Linked DNA regions of Homo sapiens: regions 1, 2 and 3 are each linked to region 4. The links are chromatin loops, found by intact Hi-C in ENCODE. Cell type or tissue: heart right ventricle. All regions are shown on one strand. Region 1 has its middle 5.4 kb from the start of UTRN. Region 2 has its middle 9.3 kb from the start of SF3B5. Region 3 overlaps UTRN (utrophin). Region 4 overlaps UTRN (utrophin).

The links. A loop is a pair of places that touch in the nucleus more often than their neighbours do. Peaks named below come from ENCODE experiments on the same cell type or tissue, not always from the same donor. Only the 100,000 strongest peaks of a DNase experiment are listed, where the experiment ranks them.
Region 1: a loop joins it to region 4, with 17 times the contacts of the local background. A loop is called at or near these places in 60 of 110 quality-filtered maps.
Region 2: it touches region 4 in a loop (9-fold over the local background); 91 of 110 quality-filtered maps call a loop at or near these places.
Region 3: a loop joins it to region 4, with 9 times the contacts of the local background. A loop is called at or near these places in 57 of 110 quality-filtered maps.

What each region holds. Positions count from the first base shown.
Region 1 is chr6:144,277,450-144,282,449 of GRCh38, forward strand. No RefSeq gene overlaps it. Among named protein-coding and RNA genes, the nearest start is that of UTRN, 5.4 kb to the right of the region's middle. In heart right ventricle, no CTCF peak of the experiment used is centred here; no DNase peak of the experiment used is centred here.
Region 2 is chr6:144,102,386-144,107,385 of GRCh38, forward strand. No RefSeq gene overlaps it. Among named protein-coding and RNA genes, the nearest start is that of SF3B5, 9.3 kb to the left of the region's middle. In heart right ventricle, a CTCF peak has its summit at 2,696 (motif pointing right); no DNase peak of the experiment used is centred here.
Region 3 is chr6:144,290,176-144,295,175 of GRCh38, forward strand. UTRN (utrophin) reads left to right here. Exons shown (of 75, transcript NM_007124.3): 2 at 1,562-1,732. The coding sequence starts at 1,654. Among named protein-coding and RNA genes, the nearest start is that of UTRN, 7.3 kb to the left of the region's middle. In heart right ventricle, no CTCF peak of the experiment used is centred here; no DNase peak of the experiment used is centred here; H3K27ac peaks cover 1,488 bases.
Region 4 is chr6:144,480,125-144,485,124 of GRCh38, forward strand. UTRN (utrophin) reads left to right here. Exons shown (of 75, transcript NM_007124.3): 27 at 2,085-2,264. Among named protein-coding and RNA genes, the nearest start is that of SNORA98, 77 kb to the left of the region's middle. In heart right ventricle, CTCF peaks have their summits at 2,165 (motif pointing left) and 2,365; a DNase peak (open chromatin) is centred at 2,167; H3K27ac peaks cover 1,983 bases.

The DNA of each region.
Region 1 (5,000 bases), 200 kb before region 4:
TGTTCTTATTATATTAGTCTCTAACAAATATGACACAACTTCATGACGCCAAGGGGATCATAAATGTGAAAAAGAATTTTGCTCTTCTTTTAATTTAAACATATTTTCTGAGGAATGTTTTGTGCTGCCCACATGAGTTGACTGGTGACACCAGTCGGTCCTTAGCTCTCTGGGAAGCTTTCCTGGAGAAGGTGACCGTTTTATCAAAGCAGGAAAATAGTATGTACTTATGTAGAATTACAGAAATGAAAAGCACCTTTTCCTGGATTTTCTTCACAAAGTAAGAGCAAATACTAGGCGAATAAAGCTGCCTATTGGAAGAAGGGTACATTTGATGTGGCAATACCATTTCATTCTCGGGCAGATGGCCACCAGTTTGAGGTCTGTGGTAATTTGAAGTATACTGAAAAGCAATGTGACCTAATTTTGTAAAACAAAATAGTTGACTTTGTTAAAATAATCAATATTTTAAAATTGTCTGCATGACTCCAATAGATTGTCCCAATATTTTCCTCTTTTACTGCAATGGACTGCTTGGGATTTCCCCTAGGCTCATATAGCTAGAAATGCCCAGTAATCACTGGGAGGCACTTATCAGTGCATTGGAGCCCCTTGCTAGTTCCCCAGAGAAGAAATCCACATAGTGTCTGGTCCTGCCCCTCCAGGCCCTCGATTTAAGATGGGAAACTCATGTTTATTTGAGACAGGGTCTCAGCCTGTCACCGAGGCCGGAGTGCAGTGGCATCATCACTGCTCACTGCAACCTCGAACTCCCAGGCTCAACCGATCCTCCCACCTCAGCCTCCTAAGTAGCTGGGTCTACAGGCCTGTGCCACCACGCCGGGCTAATTTGTATTGTTTTATTTTTTATTTTTTGGTAGAGACAGAGTCTCAATATGTTGCCCAGGCTAGTCTCTAACTACTGGGCTCAAGTGATCCCCCCTGCCTCGGCCTCCCAAAGTGCTGGGATTAGAGGCATGAGTCCCTGCACCTGGCCACGTGTTTGAAAGGCAGAGTAAGAACGCAGAAGAATTTGGCATCCATCTAAAAACTATGAGAGTTTTCTAGAAGGAAATAATGGTTGATAAGGCAGGGCCAGCTGATTAATACCATAACTTGGTCAGGCGCAGGTGTAAGTCATGTTGGCCATCTCTCCTCAATACAGAGAGGCAGTGCCCAGAGGGAGGAGTCCCGGAAGCAGGGAGGGGGGTGGGGGAATGGGCCATAGAGACACCAGATCCCTTAGAAATCAGCTGACAGTTTAGAGTCAGCCTTCCAGAGGGGCATCAGAAACATTGAGCTGACCTCATCCAGCCTTCCTGTCGGATGAGTTGCACTGGAGCAGGAGGATGCACAATCCAGGCTAGAGGGGTGTATCTTCTTGCAAGTGAATTGCAAGGGTGTGTCCAGGAACCCGAACCTTGCCTCTGGGCAAGGAAGCTGCAGAGCTACACTGAGGGTTAGGGCTCTTGCCAAATAGGCTGCGATTTAGGGCACATTCCAGTTCCAATAGCCAACTGGAGTCTGGCAGGAGAACCAGTGCAAAACTAGACATAGAAGATGTCTGATCATGGCCTGGAAATCTAGATGGTAATCCCCCATCCCCTGCATACCAGGCTAAGACTGCAAATGTGTTTGGGTTTAGCATGTGTTAGGGAGCTAGGGAGACCACCCAGGACTCCAACAAAAGGAAATGCTCCTCCTGCCGCTTGCCACCATTCATACATATTCCATGTCTTCCTTTGCCTGAAGCCTTCTCATAGGCCTGCTCTTTTCCTGATTAATTTTTATATTGAACTGGGCTCATTCAGTTGCAAGTGACAGAATTCCAATACACATTAACATTCAGGATAAAGGGAGTGATAGGGCACTGCCGATGGGCATGGAAGCCAGCGACTCTTGCATTCTCAGCTTTCTCTGTATATTTTCAGCTCCCGGTGCAATGGTTTAATTTTCTCCTTCTATAGAAGTGGAACTCCAGCCAGTAGTAGGAGCAGGAGAGGGGAATGGAGGGAGTTTGTCTCAATTTTATGTCACTCCAGTTTACTAATTCCAAAGGAAAAAAGAAAAAGGTAACTTTCCCTTTCAGTGTTACCATGAAAACGCCTAGCAAGGACTATTATGGGCTTAACTTGGATCTCTGGTCCCTGCTTAGACTAATTACTGTGGTTGGGGAAGGGGCCCTATGATTGGCTATTCCTAGGTCATGAGCCCACCCCCAGGCTCAGTGATTGACAGTCCCACAAAATGATTGACAGCCACACAAAATCTAATTGGAGCAGAAAAGGAAATCTCCAAAGGAAGGAGTAATATTCCTTCAATAAGAGTGGAAAGATGTTGGGCACAGCAAGACAACAGGTGCCTTTTAGGATTCCTACTCAACCACTAAGGCTCAACTCAGGTGTCACTTCTTGGTACTGCCCATTCCTGTCCTTTCTATTGGGTTATGTGTCCCTCTCCTGGCTCATGTTACATTTTGGCTGTACTGGTGTACCCTATTAATTTATAATTGTCTATCTATGTGTTGGTCTTTCTCACGAGACAGTGAGCTCTTTGAAGGTAACCACTGTGGCCTATCCCATTTGCATATCCTGCTTTGCAGCAGATAATGGAAGTTCCAGGAATGTTTTCAATAAAGAATGAATGAAGACAATCACAAAATGGCAGCCAATCCTCTTGAGTTAAGAGAAAGGGGAAAGGAACATAATAAAAGTAAAAAGTACCAGATTTGGTGGTAAATGCTTTATGTTAACTAACTCATTTGATTCTCACAACACTTGCAGAAGGTATTACTCTTTCTACTTTACAGGTAGGAAGCTAAAGGTTAAGTTCCACAAGCTTACATGGCTAATAGCCTTCAATATCATAATGAGTACTTAGGTAACTAAAATCTAGACCAGTTCTCTTTCGGCTACGCTCGCTTTCTTCCCCCACCTTCTCCCCTCTTCTTCTGGTTAACAATGAACTCATGTAACATAGGGATCTTCTCTTTTCACTTCTCAGTAATTTGGACACTTTCCCCCAATAGATTGTTTTATTTTACCTAAAGGTATTCCCTGATCAGCTTTGTATCTTTCATTTGCTTCTTTGTAAAATCAGAGGGTTGGCCGGGGGCAGTGGCTCACGCCTGTAATACCAGCACTTTGGGAGGCTGAGGCGGGCGGATCACGAGGTCAGGAGATCGAGACCATCCTGGCTAACAAGGTGAAACCCCATCTCTATTAAAAATACAAAAAATTAGCCGGGCATGGTGGTGGGCGCCTGTAGTCCCAGCTACTCGGGAGGCTGAGGCAGGAGAATGGTGTGAACCCGGGAGGCAGAGCTTGAAGTGAGCCGAGACCACGCCACTGCACTCCAGCCTGGGAGACAGAGCGAGACTCTGCCTCAAAAAAAAAAAAAAAAAAAAAAAAAAAAAAAAATTCAGAGGGTTGATGGAAAGACTCTGTAAAATCTTTTTCAGCAACAACATTATAAAATTATACAAATTAAATTAAGCCAAGAAAAATTTATAAGTAGGATAAACTCAGCGTAGACTGTGTTTTGTTCAGTTTTCCCCGAAGGTGGTGCTCTGGGTTTCCCATCCTCCACCCTCTCTGCGTCTCTTCCTTCTCTTTTTGGCGCTTCCTTTATTCTCCCATTTTGATCAATCAGTTGCTCTTCTCTGCCCAACAACTTAGTGCTTTTATTTTGCCCTTAGCTTCTTTGGATTCCACATTTCAGCTCCTGTATTCTCAATATTCCTGTCCTCCTTGTCCTCTCATCATTAAACTTTCTCTTCAGAGCCTCATTTCCTCAGAACTGGGCCATGCTTCCTACCACCTGTGCAGGTTAAATTGCCAGGAATAGTCCTAGGGTTTTACCAATTGTAGGTAACCTCCAGGGTGGTCCGAATCGAATGAAACACTTGAATTCAAAGAGATAAAGCTAATCACGGGTATTTCATAATTATGATTGATTCAGTATGGATTTTTTTTTGGTAGGGCAATTTCTTGACCCCTCCAATCATCCAAAGTGGCCTATTTAAGGCCAGCACCCCAGGGCACAGGGGCTCAAAGTGTGGCTCCTCAGCTATTCTGATCTAAAGCTAAGGCATGTTAAACCTGCAGCTTCCTGGGCCCCACCAGGCCTAGTCAATCAGAATTTCTGGGGAATGGCAATCAATCTGAATTTAAAATATATTCTCTGGGTAATTCTTGAGTGCATTAAGTTGTAAGGAACTCAGCCTTTGTACTATTTATTTTCTAAAAGTTTCATGTGCTATTATTTTTTGTTTCTTCAATTCTATTACAAAAATTTATATGATAAAATTTTATCAACTCGCACACATACTAGACGTTTGACTGAAGAATTTACCAACAATACTCAGCAAAAATCCAGTATCTATTACACACAAGCTCCAGATTTATACTTTTTTTACCTGAAAAATATAAGAAAGGCTAAATTCCCTAAACTTTCCTCCTCTCTTAAATGCTTGTATGTGGGGCTTTAATTATAGTCAATACCAAAGGTAAAGCTAAAGGAGTGTCTTGTTTTTTTATACATTGTGTATTTTCCCCTGTTTCTACTGTTTAAAGAAAAACTGCATTTATATAGTCTTGCACAAAGTTTAGTAGCAAATGTTTTCCTTTTGGTTCTTATATTAGGATGCAGTTCCCTGTATGGGAATAATATTTATGTGAATCATGTCTATATACACTATACACACATATACATATATCTTTATATATGAATCTATATATACACTACTCATATCATAATTTTCTCCTTTGTCAAAGGCTTTCTATCCTGCAGTGACACTAACTCCATTTTCCTTAATTTTCACAGTTCTGTGGTGACAGCAGGGCAATTCTGACTTTGGGTTACCAGTAGACCCAGGGCCACATTCCTATTATTCTCTCCAGATGTTCTACAGCGATCTGATCTTTGGGATGAGCAGACAAAACCCCACTGAGCATCCTTGTTGCAGGCCCATTACCTTAGAGGCCTGTCTCCACCGTGCC
Region 2 (5,000 bases), 380 kb before region 4:
CACAATTCAGCCATAATAGTTATATACAGTGACATGGAATACATAAAATAACTTGCTTTTTACATATTTGTGAATTTAATTAGATTTATGAAAATAATTGAAATACTTGAAAAGATTTTATTTATTAAATCAGATAATTGCAATACTTACAAGGAGCATAAAATATATTAATAACTATGGTTTAGGCCTGGCGTGACAGCTCACGCCTGTAATCCCAGCACTTTGGGAGGCCAAGGCAGGAGGATCTCTTGAGTCCAGGAGTTGGAGACAAGCCTGGGCAACATGGTGAAACCCCGTCTCTACTACAAATACAAAAATTAGCTGAGGCTGGTGGCACGTGCCTGTAGTCCCAGCTACTCGGGAGGCTGAGATGGGAGGATTGCTTGAGCCTGGGAGGTTGAGGCTGCAGTGAGCTGAGATCTTACCACTGCCCTCCAGCCTGGGTGACAGTGAGACCCTGTCTCAAAAAAAAAAAAGGAAAAAAATTAACTATGATTTAAAGTGTTTAAAATAGTTAAACTTTGGAGTAGAACTAAATTTTATTCAAAGTCCCCTTTAAAACGATCGCTAAAATTTGCTAAACTTAGAAATAGATTAGGATTTTTAGCTGAAGTTAAAAGCTTAAGGGAACAGGTAGTTTTTCAATTTATAAGTTTAGCAGAGGGAGCATCAGCTTTTAAAACCTAAATAAATGCCTGAATAGTAGTTTCTACATTCCCCCAGATGATCCTTAAAGGCACTACAAAGCCTCACATTTAATGAAGTCAGCTTTCAAATAGTATGAAAACCGTGCTGCAATTTTTAATTGTAATTATATTTAATTTTTAACTTGGAGAGAGTTGTCATCTTAACTATGTTGAATTTTCTCATTGATGCACATGGTATATTTTTTCATTTATTTACTTCTTTCTTTCTTTGTCTTCTTCCTTTCCTTTCCTTTCCTTTCCTTTCCTTTCCTTTCCCTTTCCTTTCCTTTCCTTTCCTTTCCTTTCCTTTCCTTTCCTTTCCTTTCCTTTCCTTTCCTTTCCTTTGACAGAGTCTTGCTCTGTTGCTCAGGCTGGAGTGTAGTGATATGATCTCGGCTCGCTGCAACCTCCACCTCCCAGATTCAAGCAATTTCTCATGCCTCAGCCTCCCGAGTGGCTGGGATTACAGGCATGTGCCCCCATGCCTGGCTAATTTTTTTGTGTTTTTAGTAGAGACAGGGGTCACCATATTGGCCAGGCCGGTCTTGAACTCCTGGCCTCAAGGCCACCTCGGCCTCCCAAAGTGCAGGGATTACAGGCGTCAGCCACCGCAACCTGCCTAAGTCTACTTTTCTTAATGTAAAATAAAGCTGGTATAATTTTCTCCATTCATATCTTTACCATATTCTGTTAAGTTTATTCCTGGGTATCTGCCATGTATACTTATATTACACATGAATTTTAAATTATGACCTAATAAGGAATATTACAATTTCTTACACTTGTTGACAATAAAGAATTTTGGTCTGGAACCAGCAATCTTATTGGCAAGACATGCCAGGAGAGCTGTGAGAATTTCCTAACCGAAGATATTACCTCAAGTCAATCCCACCTGTTAGGTTACTTTATGTAACTATCAAATGTTGTCTTTACTAGGTGACTTTGGGGAAGGAAAAAAAGTAAACAGAAATCTTAAAAATAAAATTTTACAAATGCTGTCTTACAGTTCAGCATTTGAGTAAGGAAAAATATGCAATAAAAGATTCCATTAGAAAAGTGTATAGAATTTAAAATGTATAAAGAAAAATTACATATGTTTTAAGACAGAAAATTATATTCTGTTGGATCTGTTTTTGAAGCAAAGTCTTCCTTGTCTTTCTTGGCCTTGTGCTGCAGGCTTTAAATTTTTTAAGAAGCCATTTAACATTTTGACTAGCAAAGGCATAATCCACACATAGAGAACTATAACAAGGAACGCAGTATCTAACTTATACCATTTCTCACCCCCATCTTTAATGAGTAACCACACTGTATTAGTTTCTTGTGTATCCTTTGGGAGATTACATTCATGGATGTATAAGCAAACACAAATATGTATAGTATTTTACCCCCGTTTAAAATTCATATGGTAGCAAAATACTCACCATAATTCTCTACCTTGGTTTTTTGTGTTGGTTGTTTAATTCTGTTCTATGTTCTTTGATACATCATAGAGATCATCGCATATTAATACATAAAAGAGTTTTCTCATTCTTTTTTTCCTTGTATTATTGCCACATAATATTCCCTTGTATGAGTGTATCATACTCCCAGTAACCACCCTTTTATTGATTACCCTTTATGTTGTTTCCACTGCTGCAATGAATAACCTTGCTGCAATGACTAATACTGTACATATGTTATATTGCACATGTACAAGTATATTCGTAGGGTGAATTCCTAGTAGTGGAATTAGAGCATTATTAAAGACAATGAAACTACTGTTGTGCACACACTTAACGCAATCATGAATTTCTAACCATAGTGCTTTTCGGTGATTTTCAAATGTCTTGGATCACCAGAAATTATATTCAAATTTTATTATGATCTAAGAAAGACATGAACTTTAAGTAGAAATTAACTGAAGTCACATTTCCCTTGGTGAAAAATTATTTTAGATATCATTTCTGTCTGTAAGCAAGTATTAGGAGGACTTTCAATATGTCCAGATGTTGAAATAATGTTTCACACTAGGGGTCGCCAAAACAGTATTTAAGGCCAACAAATGGAACAATGGTTGAGAACATTTTTATAATGAGGCACCCTTGAGCTTCTCAATCACAGTAAGCAGGAACGGTGCCTTGTGAATGAGATGCTAAAAATAATACTTTGGTGTGCTGTATTTTTAAAGGCAACTAAGACTTTGATAATTTAGGAGAAAAGGAAGCAACCATTCCCTTATACTTTGGGGGCATTACACAATAAGTGGTGATGTGGAATTTAGGTGATATGGAATTTAGAGAATTTTTAAAATAAATTTGCTAGTTATAATCTTATTTTTCTGTGATTGAAAATGTCTTTATCTTCTACTTTTCTTTTTCCAACCATTGTGGGTTTCATATATCTGGGCAGATCTAGAACTCTCCATTTTTTAAGGGTTTTGCCCCTAATTGGGGATATACTACAAGGGTTAAATTTTATGTACTTTTCATATAACTTCTCTTGGGACAGATATGATTGCCATGGGCCTCCATTCTACAACTCATAAGATTTAATAGGCTGGTTCCTTTCTGTTCCTTAGTGATAACATTAAATCACAGGCCAGTGCAATTTTTAAACAATTTCTCAATGGAGAAATTTTACAAAGAAACATTGAAGCACTGTATGCATGTTCCATTTGTTACAGTAATATGAAATTTACTCTTATAATAGTATTTTTATGAGAACAAGTGTCTTAGTTCAGGCTGCTATCACAAATGCCATAAATTGGGTAACTTAACAGAAATTTATTCATCAGAGTTCTAGAGGCTGGGAAGTCCAAGATTAAGTTCCAGAAGATTTGGTGTCTGGTGAGGGTCTGCTTCCTGGTTAATAGACAGACGTCCCTTCTCTGTGTCCTCATGTGCCTGAAGGAGCATGGGAGCTCTCTTGGGCCTCTTTTATGAAGGCACTAATCCCATTCATGACAGCTCTCCTTTCATGAGCTAACCTCCCAAAGGCCGCACCTTCTAAAACCACCATCTTGGAGTTGAAATGTCAACAAATGAATTTTGGGGAGACACAAGCATTTAAACCACAGGAAATAGTTAAGAGTCACAATTTGTCATTTTCACAGTTTACCTAAGAGAGGGAAGTCATCTTTAAATATATGGTGAGAAGAGGTTTGAGGTCTAAAAAAAAGATTTAACTGAAGATTTTTTGTAACTTCAGTAAAAGGAATAAACAGGGTGCTATGATAAAGAATAATGGGGAAGAAGGAGGGGGGCACTGAGGAGAAGGTGATTGAGGGGAGGCCACTCTAGAGAGGTAACACTTGCATGTGTCCTGAGGAATGACAACAAGCCAGCTATGCCAAGAACTCTGGAAGAGCATTCCAGGCATAGAACAAAGGCACTGAAGTGGGGAGAAGTTTGAAGGACTCTAGGAACCACTAGACGGTTGGAGCCTAGTGACAGAGAAATAGTTACATTAGATGAAGTTGGACATGGAAGCAGTGGCCAGGTAATTTACAGTCTTGTTTGAATTTTTAGTCTATTGGGAAGCAAAAAAAAGTTTGAAGCCAGGGGAGCACTATGAAACCCTCATGTGCAGAACGGGGGCTTTGGGAGGGAAGAAGAGAGTGAGCTAAATACAGCCACAATCACAATCTGTGTAAAGATGCATGTACAAGACTGCCCTGTCACTTCAACCATCTCTTGCCTCGCCATTGCTCCAAACACACTGGCCAGGCATGTTTCTATCTCAGAGGCATTTTTCCTTTTTATTTCCTCTGCCTGAAATGCACTGTCTCCAGATGTCCATGTGGCAAAGGACCTTGGTTCTTTTAGGCCTTTGCTCACAATGTCACTTTTTAAATGAGTCCTTTTCTGGCCAAATTATCTAAAATTGTAAACCTGTCCCTCCATTACCAATGTTTCCTACCCCTATTTCCTTTATTTTCCCCTTACCACTTATTGCTAGCATACATGTTTAACTACATGTAAATACATAAATAATGTTTTATTTATCATGCTTATTGTCTGTCTCCTTACATAGAATATAAGCTCCGTGAAGACAAGGACTTTTGTGTTTGGTTCATGGCTCTGTCCGCAGCATGAAGTTCAGTGATTAAGTACTAAATTAATGTTGATGGAATAAATGAAGGAAGAAATGTTCATGATGGCCTTTTGAGTGATAGCAAAGGACTGGAAACAAATTGAGTGTTAACAAAAAGGAATAATTACATCAATTATGGTATAATCATAATATGTAGCTTTTAAGAGGCCCATACCTAGTAGATATAAATAGGCATAAAAAGACATCCATTTTATATTAAATGGGAAAAGGAAGTTATAG
Region 3 (5,000 bases), 190 kb before region 4:
CATAATTAATGTTAAAGAAATTTAACATTGATACAATAATATTGTCTAATACATAGTCCAAATTCAGATTTTTCAAATGATCCTCAAATGTTTTATTTTAAAATTCTGAATTCAATCAAAGATTACATTTCATTGTCATGTCTATTTAGTCTCCTTTAATTCACAAAGCTCCCCCTCTCCCAGGTAATTTTGGTTTTCAAGACGCTGACAGTTTTGAAGAAACCAGGCCATTTCTTTTGAAAACTAGCCACAGTCTAGATTTGTCTGCTCATGAGAAGATTCACGTTCAACATCTTGGCAAGGATATTGTGTAGATGATGTGGTGATTTTCCATTCAATTGCATGATGCCCCATGATTGGTTATGTGAATTTTGATCACTTGGTTAAGATTAGGAATTTTTCCCCAACATATTACTATGAAAAAATTCTCAGACATACAGAAGAGTTGCAAGAAATTTTCATTCAGCATTCATATACCCATGAGCTAGGTTCCTTAATTTGCATTTTGCTATATTCTGCCATAGTCTTCACTGGTTCCCCACATATTACTGTGGTCTACCTACAAGCCACAATCGTCTTTTTTTTTTTTTTTTTTTTTTTTTTTTTGAGATGGAGTCTCACTCTCGTTGCCCAGGGTGGAGTGCAGTGGCGTGATCTCAGCTCACTGCAACTTCCACCTCCCAGGTTCAAGCAATTCTCCTGCATTAGCCTCCTGAGTAGCTGGGATTACAGGTGCACACCACCATGCCTGGCTAATTTTTTTTTTTTTTTTGTATTTTTAGTAGAGACAGGGTTTCACTGTGCTGGCCAGGCTGGTCTCGAACTCCTGACCTCGTGATCCACCTGCCTCGGCCTCCCAAAGTGCTGGGATTACAGGCATGAGCCACCGTGCCCGTCCCTTGACGATCTTTTAAAAAGGCCAATTTGACCATGTTGGTTCCCTCCTTCGAACCATCTACTGGCTCCCCATTGCTCTTCAGATAAAGACACAAACCCTTGACCTGTTCTCCATGGTCCTATCCCTGGTCCTGCCCAGCTTCTTCACCTGGTTCAACAGGTACACTTGTCTCTTGGCTGTCTTCTTTCCAGAAACACTGGCTTGTGCTCCATTCTTTGACTGCTCCATGATTCTTTCTGCCACTTCACATAGGAAGCTCTTACCTTTTCTCTTTCTGTTTCCCTTTTTGGCTAATTAAATTCTTGTCATCTTTAAAGGCTTGGCTCAAATGTCTCTTCAAGAAAGCCTTCTCTAATTGCCCAGGGCAGGTCAGACTCCTCTGCTGTGTGCTCTTAATACTCTGTGCTTCTCCTTTGTATGATTTGTAGTCTGTCAGTATTGTAATGAAATAATTCATTATGTAATTAATTGCTTAGTGTGCATAAGCGCCGTAATGGCAGAGGCTATGTCTCTTGTTCATAGTCATAACACCATTGCCTGGCTTGGTGCTTTACACGTGGTAGGCACTCAATAAATATTTGGTGAATGAATAGTTACTACGAATAACTATATAAAATATATAAATACATTTTTTCAAGTCAGTACTTTCCCTTTTCCTTTTAGGTATTGATGTCAAGCTGAACCATCGTAGGAAGTTGAAAGCCTTAGAAAGAGGACTTGGTAAAGTTTTTGGATTATCTTGAAACTCTGGCAAGATGGCCAAGTATGGAGAACATGAAGCCAGTCCTGACAATGGGCAGAACGAATTCAGTGATATCATTAAGTCCAGATCTGGTAGGTAAAGGAAGCTCAAGAAAGCTATGGATTTTTATGTATTTAGAAAACCTATGTTTCTTGGATTGATTTGCATTGTTCTTGCAAGAACTTCTTGGAGGTGAAGTTCTTTTAAGAAACTGAATTCTGACAAATGACTATAATTTTGTAAAAGGTATATGTAAAAGGTATAATATCTCTGAGTGTCCTATCCTTTCTCAACCCAATTTTGTGCTTAGTGAAACTGCTGCTTGTAGCTAAAGGTTGTTCATTTGGAAGACTACTCCATTAAAATAAAATACGACCGAACATTTCTCTTTCTATTTTCTGGAAATTGAAGGGATTATATGCTTAATGTAGGAAGTGCCACAGTTTCTGGCAGGAAAGATCTTTCACAGTTTGATTTCATTACCATATATCCTCACCCCCATCCCTGTTCATAGCCATTGATAGGCCAACAGGTGTCCTACCTTGAAATATCTTATGAGCCTTCTCAAGGTAAAATTTTCACCTAGGTAATCTAATAAACCAGACTCAGACAGATTCATGGTTTTCACACGAACAGTTAAATTGGGGTCCTCAGGATACCACCCCCTCCTCCAATCTTTTTATATAACCGAGTGCTTTTTGACTCTGGCTGTACAGATGAATCAACTGGGGAGTTTTAAAAAACGCAGATGCATTGGCTCCATTCCAGACCCATTGAATAAAAATTTCTGTATTTTTAAAAAGCTTCAAATATGATTCTGAGACAAACTCAAAGGGGAGATATTTTTGAACAGGCAGAACACTTCTCAGCCTTGAAAATTACACAGAACTCCACCCTGAGTGTGAACACTATACTTAAGTAACTTTGAAAAGTTACTTTGAGGTATAAAATTACATCCAGTGTCACTTTAAAGACAAAAAAGGAACCCAAAGCCTGTTTTTGCTGTGTGAACCATCTTTATGTTCTGTTAGGAGCTTGTTTCTTATTATGTGAAACTGTAGAAATACACAGTGAAAATAAGATCTAAATTAACTGTCTTAAAATACACATTTTCCTCCATGATACCGGTGTTGGTTGATTGATAAAGATTTTAGTTATTACAGATTTGGCTGTAAATATGTAGCAACTATTGTGTAGCTTGACGGGTCTTTTGAAGGTATAGCTTAATATCTTGTTTTAAAATATGCTTTGAGGATGTTCTCTTCCTGTAAAATTCTTTTTGTTTTAAATGTTTTAGTGGTATAAGGTACTACAAAAATGTAAGGGATTATTAATATCATCTTAGGAGTACGGAATACATATTCAGACATATGTAAATATAACAGAGGAAAATGGAAGAGAGACGATTTAATGTCTCCATACTAGTCATTTTCTATAAATTGTGAGGAGGTATATTCCTAAATAGTTTTCTGAGTCAGCCTTCATTCTAGTAAGACCTTTGATATTTATAACTTGTACTTTAGCCGTGTCCATAAAAGAGTAATTATCTAATTTCAGAAATACCGTGTATATATAATGAACATATAAACTCCCAAACTATTTTAATTTAAAATTATCTTTTAAAAAGGCTGATGAACCTAAAATATTGCTGGAGAACAATTTGGCAAAAATGATAACATGTTTTTAACACATGCATATCAATTAACTGAGTAATTCTGTTTCTAGAGTTTTTCCCTAGGCAATACATAAAAAGGTACACTCAAGAAATTGATCACAGTATCATTTATAATAGAAAACATTGTAAACACCATGAAAATCTAATATTAGGAATTGGTTAGATCATTATTTCCCAAAGTATTTCGAAAAGATCAAAAGTTCTAGGATTGTTAATGTGTAATTCACAAAAGGATGTTATGGTCAAATAGCTTTAGGAAATAGTTGTTTAAACCTATTATTCTGTTTCTTTACTCTAGCACATCTGAACAGATCATACATGATCTCAGTAGAGGTAACTAAATTAGGGTATATCCATAAAGTAGAAGATTAAGCATTCATAAAAAGTGATACAGATGTGTGTGATGTGTGTGTGTGTGTGTGTGTGTATGAATATAGAAATGTGTTCTTGATATAGTAAGTAAACAAGTATGTATTATATGAAGTCATTTATATGAAAAATGTTTTTTAAAAATTTAGTGAAGTATACAATAAATGTTAATAGTGGTCATCTTGGCATTTGAGATTATTACTTTTTTTTTTGCTGATTTATATTTTCTAAAGTTCTTCAATGAACCCACATTACTGAGTTCTTATATTTTTAAAGATTATCAAATTGCTTAGAGTGTTTAGATGCCAAGGTTATGACTATTACTTTTTTTGTGGTGGCATCTACTTCAAAACACACTGAAAATTTAGTTGTTACATAGCTCAGATATGAATCACATTCTTTTGGCTGAATTATGTTGCAAAAGCCAGTAGATAAATTTGGATTTGAATGGACCCATTAGTCCCAATCTGGCTTCCTCTAAGGGACTTTTTTTGATTCTTTTAAGGCAAATGCTTACTATACAGAGGTAATATTTCATGGTACTCTAAAACTTACATATTTTAAGAGATTTTTAGTTTAGATTAAGTCATAGGAATTGTCTACATATCATATATGTATTTTAAAGATCCTCTGTCTACATGCTGTATGCCAAATTGGTTGCTTTTCCATTTTTTAAAAGGGAATACTTTCCTTTAGGAAAATTTTGATCCTCATCTGCTCTTCCAGGTTTCTTTTTTGGGGGGAAATTGGATGAAAGTGGGGGGACGGAGAGTGTGGTTTCTGCTCTCCAAATCCTCGAGTTTGGACAATCCAAAAGGCTGGCATAATTAAATTGGCATAATAAAAATGTCTATGCATTTTATGTTAAGTTATTGTGATTATTTTTATTGTCCTCACTTAGTATTACTTTGTTTCATGCCATTTTGAATATTATAATTTTTTAAATTTTATAATTTTAAAGCCATTTCTACCATCTAAACAGAAATAGGAAGTTGTCAAGGGTACGTAATGAAGTAGTTTCATAAATACAAAGCCATGTATTTATTTATGGTTGTAGTATACTTGCCTTGGGTTTGGGTGAGTGTTAGAAAGGAACTGGAAAGAATTTGATCTATAATGACCAAGGATTTGGTGTTGGGTAAAAGTAGACCTGTCTTTCTCTAACTTAAAAGCACATATGCCAAGTTCATCATCAAGTACTGTATTATTAACAGCCTTAATTAGTAGGCTTTAGAAAGTTCAACAAGTTAGTAAATATTTTGAAACAATAGGCCAAGACTAAGAATTTTTAAAAAGTGAAATTTATTGCCAGTAGA
Region 4 (5,000 bases):
CAGGGTAGCTGCTCTAATTTTAGCAGGGGAAGAAAGCCAGGAGTCCACATATTTGGCTTGGCCCATGAGTTGAGTCCATGAGGGCCCATGAGACAAGCTCTTAAGTTAGACCTTTGGGAGGCTACAGAGAATGACTTAAAAACCTCTGGTAGTGGGCATGAGGAAGAATGATCATTTTTTTTTAATTGGGGTAAATACATATAACATTGGTCAGCTTAATTTTTAAGTGCACAATCCAGTGGCATTAATTGCATTCATCACTATTTCCAAACATTTTCACAAAGAGTTATTTTTTGTAAGGGGAACAAAAGAGACCTCCCAAGTTGTCTGAGGTTTATTCTTATTTTCCTGTTACTAATCTTCCAGTTAATACATACGGCACATATGAACACTGACGTTTCATTAGAGCAGGTAGGAATAGCGGTAGGAATGCATCGGGGAGTTCATATTAGTTGGATCCACTGGATACATTTCCTGTAAACTTGTACTCCTCTGTCGATAGTCTTGAACACTCTCTTTTTATATATAATAAAAGAACTGGGCATCATTCCCAAATTTCTAACACAGCTTCAACTGTCCTTGAATGTTCAAGCCAAAGGAGATGGTGTTTTCAAAGCTTTTTTTTCCTGTAAGCTTAAGCAACACAGTGACTAATGTTTTACCTCAAAGTTAACTTACCTAGAAGTGTAACTAAAGCAAAAATCTGTGATTTTTTTCAAAAAAGGGATTATATGACATTCATACATTATTATACATGAATCAAAGTAAATATGACAGGAGACTTGTTGGAAGTTGTTTTTTCACTAAAACATCTTTTTTAGTGTAGCTCTTTTTGAAAGATTTAAAAATACTCAGTACATAAGGTATTTTAAAATAGGCTACCATGTTAAGAATTGTCTCATTTATTGTCTTTCTTTACACTATTGGCATTGTAGTTCTGTGGATTTTAAAAGTTGCTATAGATGAGATTTGAGAAAAATGATATTTAAATATTTGATTGGGCAACATTTTATTTATTTTTATTCTTTCAAACAGCCATTAGGACTTACAAAACCACTACACTTAATTACTTTCCCCCAATCTAAGGAAGTTCAAAACCATTAAGTAGTAGAGAAAAGTAAAGGGGAAAGTGAAAGACTGTTTTATTTGTATTTATTGCCATTAAAAGTAATGGCATAAACTGCAATTACTTTTGCACCAACCTGATAGGTTGATTTTCCTGAATGTCAGATTGTTTATCTTAGCACTGAGAAACAGCTATTTCTGGATCAGATCATCTCAGTCTAACTTTATCATTGAAATGCTATTAATTAGCAGAAGGATACATGTGCCTATGTTCTATAATTTTTTAAAAAGCTTAAATTATTTAGAGAACTTTTAAAGATACTTCTACCATAGTGTACCTCAATTTTTGTGAAAATATATTTATCACAGTGTAATCTGCTCAGCCCTCCAGTGATAATGAAAATTCACTCACTTAAATTCTGATCTTGGACCCAGACTTTGAAAATACTTCATGTCAGTAAACATACTTTGGATAACTTACGTTAACACTGCTGTTATGAAATGAAAACATTTGTGGGAGCTGAGTACATTGGATGCATGAGTGAAATTTCAGAGTTAGCATTCTTATTTCAAAAACGCTCAACTGGGCTGGGTGCAGTGGCTCACGCCTCTAATCCCAGCACTTTGGGAGGCCAAGGTGGGTGGATCACCTCAGGTCAGGAGTTTGAGACCAGCCCCGCCAACATGGCGAAGCCTCATCTCGACTAAAAAATATGAAAATTAGGTAGGCATAGTGGTGGGTGCCTGTAATCACAGCTTCTCGGGAGGCTGAGGCAGGAGAATTTCTTGAACTGGGAGGCAGAGGTTGTAGTGAACAAGACTCTATCTCAAAAACAAAAACAAAAACAAAACCCCACAAAGAACCATTCACTGTTACCTAAATAATGTTCTATTTTGGCAGTTAGAATCATCCAGATGTTTTAACTTTGGTTTAATTCTTGAAAAAAAAAGAAAGAAAAGAAATTGGTTACTGAGAAAGGGAGACGTTTTTCAAGTTCATCCATCCTTTCTTGGAACAGAGGGCAAAAGAGGATGTGTTGCAGAAGGAGGTGAGAGTGAAGATTCTCAAGGACAACATCAAGTTATTAGCTGCCAAGGTGCCCTCTGGTGGCCAGGAGTTGACGTCTGAGCTGAATGTTGTGCTGGAGAATTACCAACTTCTTTGTAATAGAATTCGAGGAAAGTGCCACACGCTAGAGGTATGCTATTATTATTATTGTTGTTATTATTATTATTATTATTATTATTATTATTTTCAGTGATGTATTTCTGAGATCCAAACTCTGTAATGTTTTGGCCATTTTCAAATCTTGGAGAAAACTTCTCTTTTCTTTCAAATTCTGGATTATAAAGAAAAAATAGTTCTTGGGAAATAGTTTGATAAAAATGAAAGAGGGGTTAAAAACAGGAGACCAAAATCTGTCCCTAATTATCAGAAGGTTCTTGGGCAAGTCATTTTGTATATTCAAACTTTACTTTTTTTATAGGTGCAATCCAGGTTTTCATGTAACAGATGATCTGTAGGGCCTATTCCAGTCCAAAAATTGCAGAGCACATTTCAAGCCTCTCTTTTGTTTTGTTTTGCCTGGTTGAGTACATAGAGAGGAATTATTTTCTTTTGAGTGGTGTCTAAAGTTCAAGAGTCACCTGAAGGAAAAATAGAACTTAAATATGTGACAGTTTTACTGGGTCTTAGATAAAATACCTTTTTTTTTTCTCCCTGGCCATTACACGTAAAATGTAGATGAGTCTATGAAATTTTTTTAAACTAAGAGTGAGGTTTTGCTTGTTTGTTTTTATAGTAGTATGACTTTTGTTATTGCTTGTTGGAAGATTTAAGAAGGCTTTCAATTTACAACAATTTAATTTACATTCAATTTGACGTAAAACAAATATTTGTATTGTGGCAAATCTTGAAATGGTAAAAAATGGCAACTGCAATATTTAACCTAAATTCATTCATTACTTTGATCATTCATTCATTTGTAAATTCATTCGTTTCTTGTTCTAAACCAATTTTGTGCTAAGATAAATATATATCATTGAGGCAAGTTAGTAAGAAAGCTACTTGATTTGGGATCTGTCTGCTTCTTGGAAGTGGTCTTCTTTGAGTCATTTTTTCTTTCCCATAAGAAAAGAGGTTGTGCTTGCATCTGAGCAGATTTTTGGTCTGCTTTTTGCTTGTGGAAATTGGGGGACTAGAACCTCTTTTCTTTTATTCTAATTCAGTGGCTGGAAAATTATGGCTGAGGATTTTGTTTTGTTTTGTTTGAGACAGGGTCTTGCTCTGTCACCTATGCTGGAGTGCAGTGGTATGATCACAGCTCACTGTAACCTCAAACTCCTGGGCTCAAGTGACCTTCCTGCCCCCGCTTCCTGAGTAGCTATGACTCCAGCCTTGCAATGCCACACCTGGCTAATTATTTTTAAATTTTTTTTGTAGAGATGGGGGTCTTGCTATGTTGCCCAAGTTGGTCTGGAACTCTTGGGCTCAAGCCATCCTCCTGCCTTGGCCTACCAAAGTCCTGGGATTAAAGGCATTAGCCACTGCACCCGGACTGGCTGAGGGTTTAAATCTAACTTGTAGTTTGGTTTTGGATACCTGGTTAACTGAGAATAGTTTATACATTTCTCAAGGGTTGTACAACACATACCCCCCTCCAAGAAGAATCTGTGATAGGAAGCAAATGTGTCCTCCCAAAACCTAAAATATTTACTGGCTGGCCCTTTGTAGAAAAATGTACTGCTCCTTGATCTGGTAAGCATACTTCATATGGAGAGTGGACCGGCAGGTGCCTTCACTCATTTATGTAAACCAGAAGATGCCTCCACTCATTCAGTACATTCAAGACGACAAGCCCAGGAGGCATCCAGCTGAGTTCTTTCTCCTAAACTTACCACTCAAATAAGTTCCTCTTATAATAAGGGATTATAAATTTATAAATGTTTCCACCCACTACACAACCCCTGGGTCCCTGCTCTGGAAACCTCAGAGGGGAATGAGTGATCAAAACCAACACAGTAAGAACAGTATAACTCCAGTTTTGGTAAAATGTGGCTCTCTTATATTGACATGTCCTCATGAATTTAGAAAAAAGTTGGGAAGGCTACATTGCAAACTTTTACATCAGTTAGCTCCAAGTTGGAATTGGGTGGGGCCCAGGAGATTTCAATTTTCTATGAAATTATTTTTTAAAAATTTACAATTGGGAGCAATTTTTTCATTTTGTTCAAAAACCAAACTTTTTTTTTTTTTTTTTTTTTTTTTTTGAGATGGAGTTTCACTCTTGTTACCCAGGCTGGAGGGCAGTGGCGTGGCCTGGGCTTACTGTAACCTCTGCCTCCCAGGTTCAAGTGATTCTCCTGCCTCAGCCTCCCGAGTAGCTGGGATTACAGGTGCCTGCCACCATGCCCAGCTAGTTTTTGTATTTTTAGTAGAGATGGGGTTTCACCATGTTGGCCAGGCTGGTCTTGAACTCCTGACCTCATGTGATCCACCTGCCTTGGCCTCCCAAAATGCTGAGATTACAGGTGTGAACCACCGCACTTGGTCTTTAAAAAACAAACTAAATAATGTTTCTCTCCTGTTTTTCTTACTAATTATATAGTTCTATTTTTGACATTTAAATCAGATCATGGAATTTATTTTAAAGAGTGAGGCAGCCTCTTGCCCACTCTTTGCTCCCCACCCTTCACCAACTGGTCTCATATGATTTTGTTGATTATTTTATTTTATTTTATTTGAGATGGAGTCTTGCTCTGTTGCCCAGGCTGGAATGCAGTGGTGCAATCTCAGCTCACCGCAACCTCCGCCTCCCGGGTTCACGCCATTCTCCTGCCTCCTCCAGAGTAGCTGGGACTACAGGCATCCGCCACCACACCCGGCTAATATTTTTATATATATATATATATTTTTAGTAGAGACAGGGTTTCAC